Regions from separate parts of the Homo sapiens genome. Here region 2 is linked to region 1. The links are chromatin loops, found by intact Hi-C in ENCODE. Cell type or tissue: dorsolateral prefrontal cortex. All regions are shown on one strand.

Evidence for each region. Hi-C counts contacts between places; a loop is a spot of excess contacts. Peaks named below come from ENCODE experiments on the same cell type or tissue, not always from the same donor. Only the 100,000 strongest peaks of a DNase experiment are listed, where the experiment ranks them.
Region 2: a loop joins it to region 1, with 8 times the contacts of the local background. A loop is called at or near these places in 5 of 110 quality-filtered maps.

The regions. Positions count from the first base shown.
Region 1 is chr12:104,136,879-104,139,378 of GRCh38, reverse strand. NFYB (nuclear transcription factor Y subunit beta) reads left to right here and starts at 1,169. Exons shown (of 8, transcript NM_006166.4): 1 at 1,169-1,238. RefSeq lists enhancers at 432-601, 1,425-2,016, 2,017-2,500 and silencers at 986-1,285, 1,336-1,435, 1,536-1,615, 1,676-1,805. In dorsolateral prefrontal cortex, no CTCF peak of the experiment used is centred here; DNase peaks (open chromatin) are centred at 331 and 1,198; H3K4me3 peaks cover 2,317 bases; H3K27ac peaks cover 2,413 bases.
Region 2 is chr12:105,231,405-105,233,904 of GRCh38, reverse strand. All of the region lies in intron 1 of APPL2 (adaptor protein, phosphotyrosine interacting with PH domain and leucine zipper 2), which reads left to right. Among named protein-coding and RNA genes, the nearest start is that of APPL2, 3.5 kb to the left of the region's middle. In dorsolateral prefrontal cortex, no CTCF peak of the experiment used is centred here; no DNase peak of the experiment used is centred here; H3K4me3 peaks cover 2,444 bases; H3K27ac peaks cover 1,910 bases.

The sequences.
Region 1 (2,500 bases):
GAAGCAGACATTTGGCCAAGATCACAAGCCTGTAAGAAGGGGAGTTGGAATTCAAGTCAGGTTGTCTGATGACAGTGGCATTGCTACTTACTCCTCTTGTCACAATTTGGGGCTTTCATTTGTCTTTTCTTCCATACTTGCCGCAGAAATGTTTAAATACTCTGAGAAACAGTAGGAACTCTATAAATAAAAGATCTCTGTATTTTTACATAATCAAAGCTGGAGAGTTTAATGTGGTGCAGGCCACTCGGTTAGTGGAAGCAGAGGGCATGCCATCCCCAGCTCCGGTTGCAGTGAGTGGATCCAGTGTTGGATTACCCACCTCTGGGATGGTCACTGCTAAGCGAAGCTGAACTCAGGACTGCAGTTTGAGAAAGACAGCGAAGGAGCTTGGCTGCACAGAGGCAAGAACGGGCCACGGATTCTTGCAGCCAAAATGTCATCTGGTTGGGAAAAGCCGCTTGTCAATCTGCAGCTACTAGAGGGGTGGGGGTGGGTGGAAAATGCAGCATCTTAAGTTCAAGATTCAGGGTGAAGGCTGGCTAGACTTAGCAGGGGTCTGCATCTTTAGATGAAATGTGAAAAACACCCAAGCTCAGGGACCAAATGACAGGGAGCGCTGTGCATGCGGCGACGCTAACAGGGACCCAAGGAAAGAAAACACGAGGCGCTGAAGGCGCTCCAGGAGGCCCCCGCCGTTCAGACCCTCCCGGTGGCTCGGGCGCGTCGTCCTAGGGGGCGGCTTCTGTCCTTGGTTTCCCCTTCTTAAAAATCCAGGCGCAGGCAGGCTGAGCTCAGGCGGCTGAGGCACCTCCACGTGGCGGGGGAAGGGGTGACAAAGAGAGGGACGCCCGAGAGATCCCGCTTCGCACAGGCCCGGGTCAGCACCGGGAAGGAGGCCCGCCTAGACCCGAACGGCGCGCCCGGGCAGGGCCCTGGAAGACCTCGCGCCTAGAGGAGCGGCATCCGGAGCGGCGCGGAGGCCTCACAGGAACGCGGGACTGGGCCGGGGGCGGGGCGGGGCCGGGGGCGGGGCGGGGCGGGGCGGGGCCGCGGCGGGCGGGCGCGCGGGCGGCGCGGAGGGAGGGTGTCGCGCCGAGGGAAGCGGCCCGCGGCGGAGGGAGGGGAGGCCGAGTCCTGGAAGCGGAGCTCCGCGCTGGGACTGGTTCCTTCGCAGCCATTTTCTGTCCAACCAAACAGCCGATTGGAGACGGGAGCCAACCAGGGCTGCATTGGAGGTTTGTGTCTCGCTTCGGCCAATGATCGCTCCTAAACCGACTCCACTTTAGCTCGAATGAAATGTCCGTCTCCTCCCGGCGCCGTCCCCGCCGCCAACGCCGCCGCGGCCGGGGGCACTAGCCTCCCGCCCTCCCGCGCGGGCCGAGGCCGGGCCCCGCGCCTGCGAGGCCGCTCCCGCAGCGGGCCGGGCCGGGGAGCGGGCGCGGGGCCGCGGCGCGGCTCTTTGTGCGCCGGGCTGAGGAGCGGCGGGACGCGGGCCAGGCCACCTCACCCTCGCCGCCGTTGAGCTCCGGGCCCGGGGCCGAGGAGGGGCCGCGGGGCTGCGTCGGGGCCCCGCTCTCGACGGCGTCCCGGGCCGGCTCCATTTTGTGCGGGGAGCCGGCCGAGGGGCGGGAGACGCGGCCCGGGCCCTGGCCCCGTAGCCCCGGCGGCGGCGCGAGTCCCCGGGGGCGCCCTCCTCCCGCCCGCGGGGCTGTGGCGGGGCCCGGCGCTTTGTCTGCCCGCACATCCCGGGGGCCGCGCGGCGGGTGGGAGGCAGGCGTTGGGCGCGGGGCCGGGGCGGCCGGGCGAGTCAGGGGATGCGCTCTGGGGGCGGCCTCCTGGCACTCGCAGGGCTGACAGGTCGCCGGGACCAGGCCGTGGGGCCGGGGCCACCCAGGCACCTGCGTGGGGAGGAAGGCATGGCTTTAGCTTCCCCGCAGCCTGGTTTGCGCGTAAAGAATGCAGCCATCTGGCGGTTTGCGGTCCCTGTACTTGCCCCGAAGGTGGGAAGGAAGCCCTTCGGATTGGACTAAGGTTTTAATCATTAGTGGTGGGAGGCGGGAGGATATGCAGGGCCTTAAAGAACGGTAGTCTTAGAGAACAAAGAATTACAGAGCACCCACAAATCGTAATCTCGCCCAAAGCACTCTAACAGGATAATTTAAACAAGGTTAGGTAGCCTGCGACCTTTAAAAAAATGGCATCCCACTAACCCGCATGGACCCCATAGTTGCGTGGTTCGTGCTACAAATCACTGGGGTGGTTTCATCTCTCTTAGTATGGAAACTAATCAGCAACATAAAGTGATGAAAGCAAACGGATCAATATCAGTGGCACTAATCAGTGGGGGGTTTATTTGTAAAGTATTGAAAGTTTAACCAAAATTCCTTAAAAGGCAAATTATTCCTTCCCTGCATTGCTCTTGTATCTTAATTTAAGGATTACTGTATATTGATGCAAAACTCTGGTTGTTGATGCCAAAGAATGGAGGGTGGAGGAA
Region 2 (2,500 bases), 1.1 Mb before region 1:
AGCAAATGCCTGTTTCATGGATTTTATGTGCCAGGGACTCTTCTAAATGCTTTACATATATTAACTCACTCAATCCTCCCAATAGTCTTGAAGTACATTCTCTATTTAAATAACTAAGGAGCAGAGAAGTAATTTGCTTAGAATTATACACCATAAAGTGACAGAGCCAGGACTGGAACCCAGGCAACTTGCCTGTACTAGGGATATGGTTCAAGTTAGCCCAGCTATCTAGCACCGGGCTTTTCTGTCATCAGTGACCTAAAATGTTTCACTAAAAGGAAAAGATCCTAATAAACCATCTATTGTGTGTTTCTTCTAGTTTTATGAAGAGTAATTTTGAGAGTTGCTTCAGTAATGTGATTGCACAGGATGAATTAAATGAACACCAAAGCTTTTGTAATTGAACTGAGTGACCCAGGAAGAGCTGAATAGCAGTTAACTGACCTTAGACACATCTATTCATGGACTCCTTTTTAGTTTGCAGTGCTGCACGATGCATTGTAAAACTAGTCTGTGTGCATACACATGCGTTATTTCTGCTTACCTCTCATATGTGGGAAGCTGAACATTTTAGGGATTAAGAAATCTGCCTCCATTGTTGTTTAGAAGCCTCTGCTCCTTGCCTGGCACTACTGGCTGTTGGGAATGTGAAGATAAATAAGAGTGACTACCCTTGACTGGTTCACAGTTTGTTCCAGAGACAGATAATGAGGCAACAGTTCCAGTACAGTGTGAATCCTGCTGCGATAGGAACACAAATGCAGCTTTGAGCTCCTGCAGCTTGTACTTCTTCAGGGGCTTATTCTCTTGTCCTGTAAGTAGTACACTTTTGAGGTAAGGTGAAGACAACAGCACTGTTGCTTGCTCGGTTTGTGTTTTGTTTGTTTCTTTTGCGATTGGCATAACGGAACAAAGAAATAAAAGATGTAGTTCTGAGGTTATGCAGTTGAGTGGCCCGGCTGGGAGCAGCCCTCTCCAACCAAATCAGGCCTTTCTTTCCTCAAACAAGATAATCTCAAAACATAACCTGGTGGTTTTATATGTCTTCACTGTGGAGATGTTTTGTGCTGTTCCTCTTTTTGTTTATAACCTATTTTTCCTTTCAATAGACTTGGTTCTTTTTTTTTTTTTTTTTTTTTTTGAGACAGGGTCTCGCTTTGTTGCCCAGACTGGGGTGCAGTGGCATGAACACGGCTCACTGCAGCCTCAGCCTCCTGGGCTCAAGCGATCCTCCCACCTCAGCCTTCTGAGTAGCTAGGACTACAGGCATGCATCACCACGCATGGCTAATTTTTTAATTTTTGTAGAGACAGAGTCTTGCTGTGTTGCCCAGGGTGGTCTTGAACTCCTGGGCTCAACCAATCTTCCTGTCTTGGCCTCCCAAAGTCTTGGTTCTTTTCACTAGGACATTCTCTTCCTCCACCAAATTATGGAGATAAGAACTTTGTTTATAACCTTAAAATTTTCTCAGTAGTCAGTGGTGTTAACATTGGGCCACTACACAATTACACACACTATTCTTGAGAATGTCTAGGAGTGTTTTATTAGGTAATACCCAGTTTCTTTAAGGTAAAGGAGTGATAGGGAGCTGAGGCTGTGTGCATAGGGTGCTTGGATTTGTTTCTCTGGCCGAGCATACCCTTAAAAGTGTCGGGCAGTAGAAAATGGATGGAATTCCACTCCTGAATCTGCTACTGTTACTTTTGGCAAGTTACTCAATCTCTCTGAGGTTGTGTTTGGAGGTATGTAAAATAAAAATAAAAATAGCTATTTAGTTGAGTTGTTAGGAAGAACAAGTAACATATGTAAAGTGTCTCCATGCTGGCATGCCATAGTAACCCCATAAATGATTGCTGTTGTTATCTTTGTAAGTGAGATATACCAGTGTCTTTCTGACCGTGTCTTTCTGACCGTGGGATTTTGAGCTACTGGTGTGCCTTTGCTTTATTCTTGGTCTCATTCCTTCTTTATGTCTCAGAATATCTCTGTTGTTCCAAACCAAAGTTTGAGCAGACACAGTATAGTAAATGAGGATAGCCAGTGTCCAAGGTAGCTGGTTATATTTTTTCCAGAGGTGATCACTGCCAAGTTAAATTAAAAAGGGAAGACCAGAGTTTCCCTGTCAGTTCTAATGGGCATCACAGTTGCATTTCCACGATATAAGGAAAAAGGACACTTGTGATGTAGTTCTCTGGCAGGTATTGTGGGCGGGAACATGGTAGTAGCATCCAGCTCCAGTCTGCCCCTGTCCTGCCTCCAGTCAGGGCTGTACGCTGTGGACCAAAGATCATGCTCGCTGATGAGAGCCACCCTGCTGGTGACCTCAGTGCTGCCGACCCATTTACATCCCAGCCCTGCCACATTCCTACAGTGGGAGGTTGAACACATTTCTTAACCTTGATGAGCCTCAGTTTCATCATCAGTAAAATGAAGTTAATGGAACCATGGAATCTACCTTGGAGAGTTGCTAGAAGAATTAAATGAAGTCACATATGTTTAG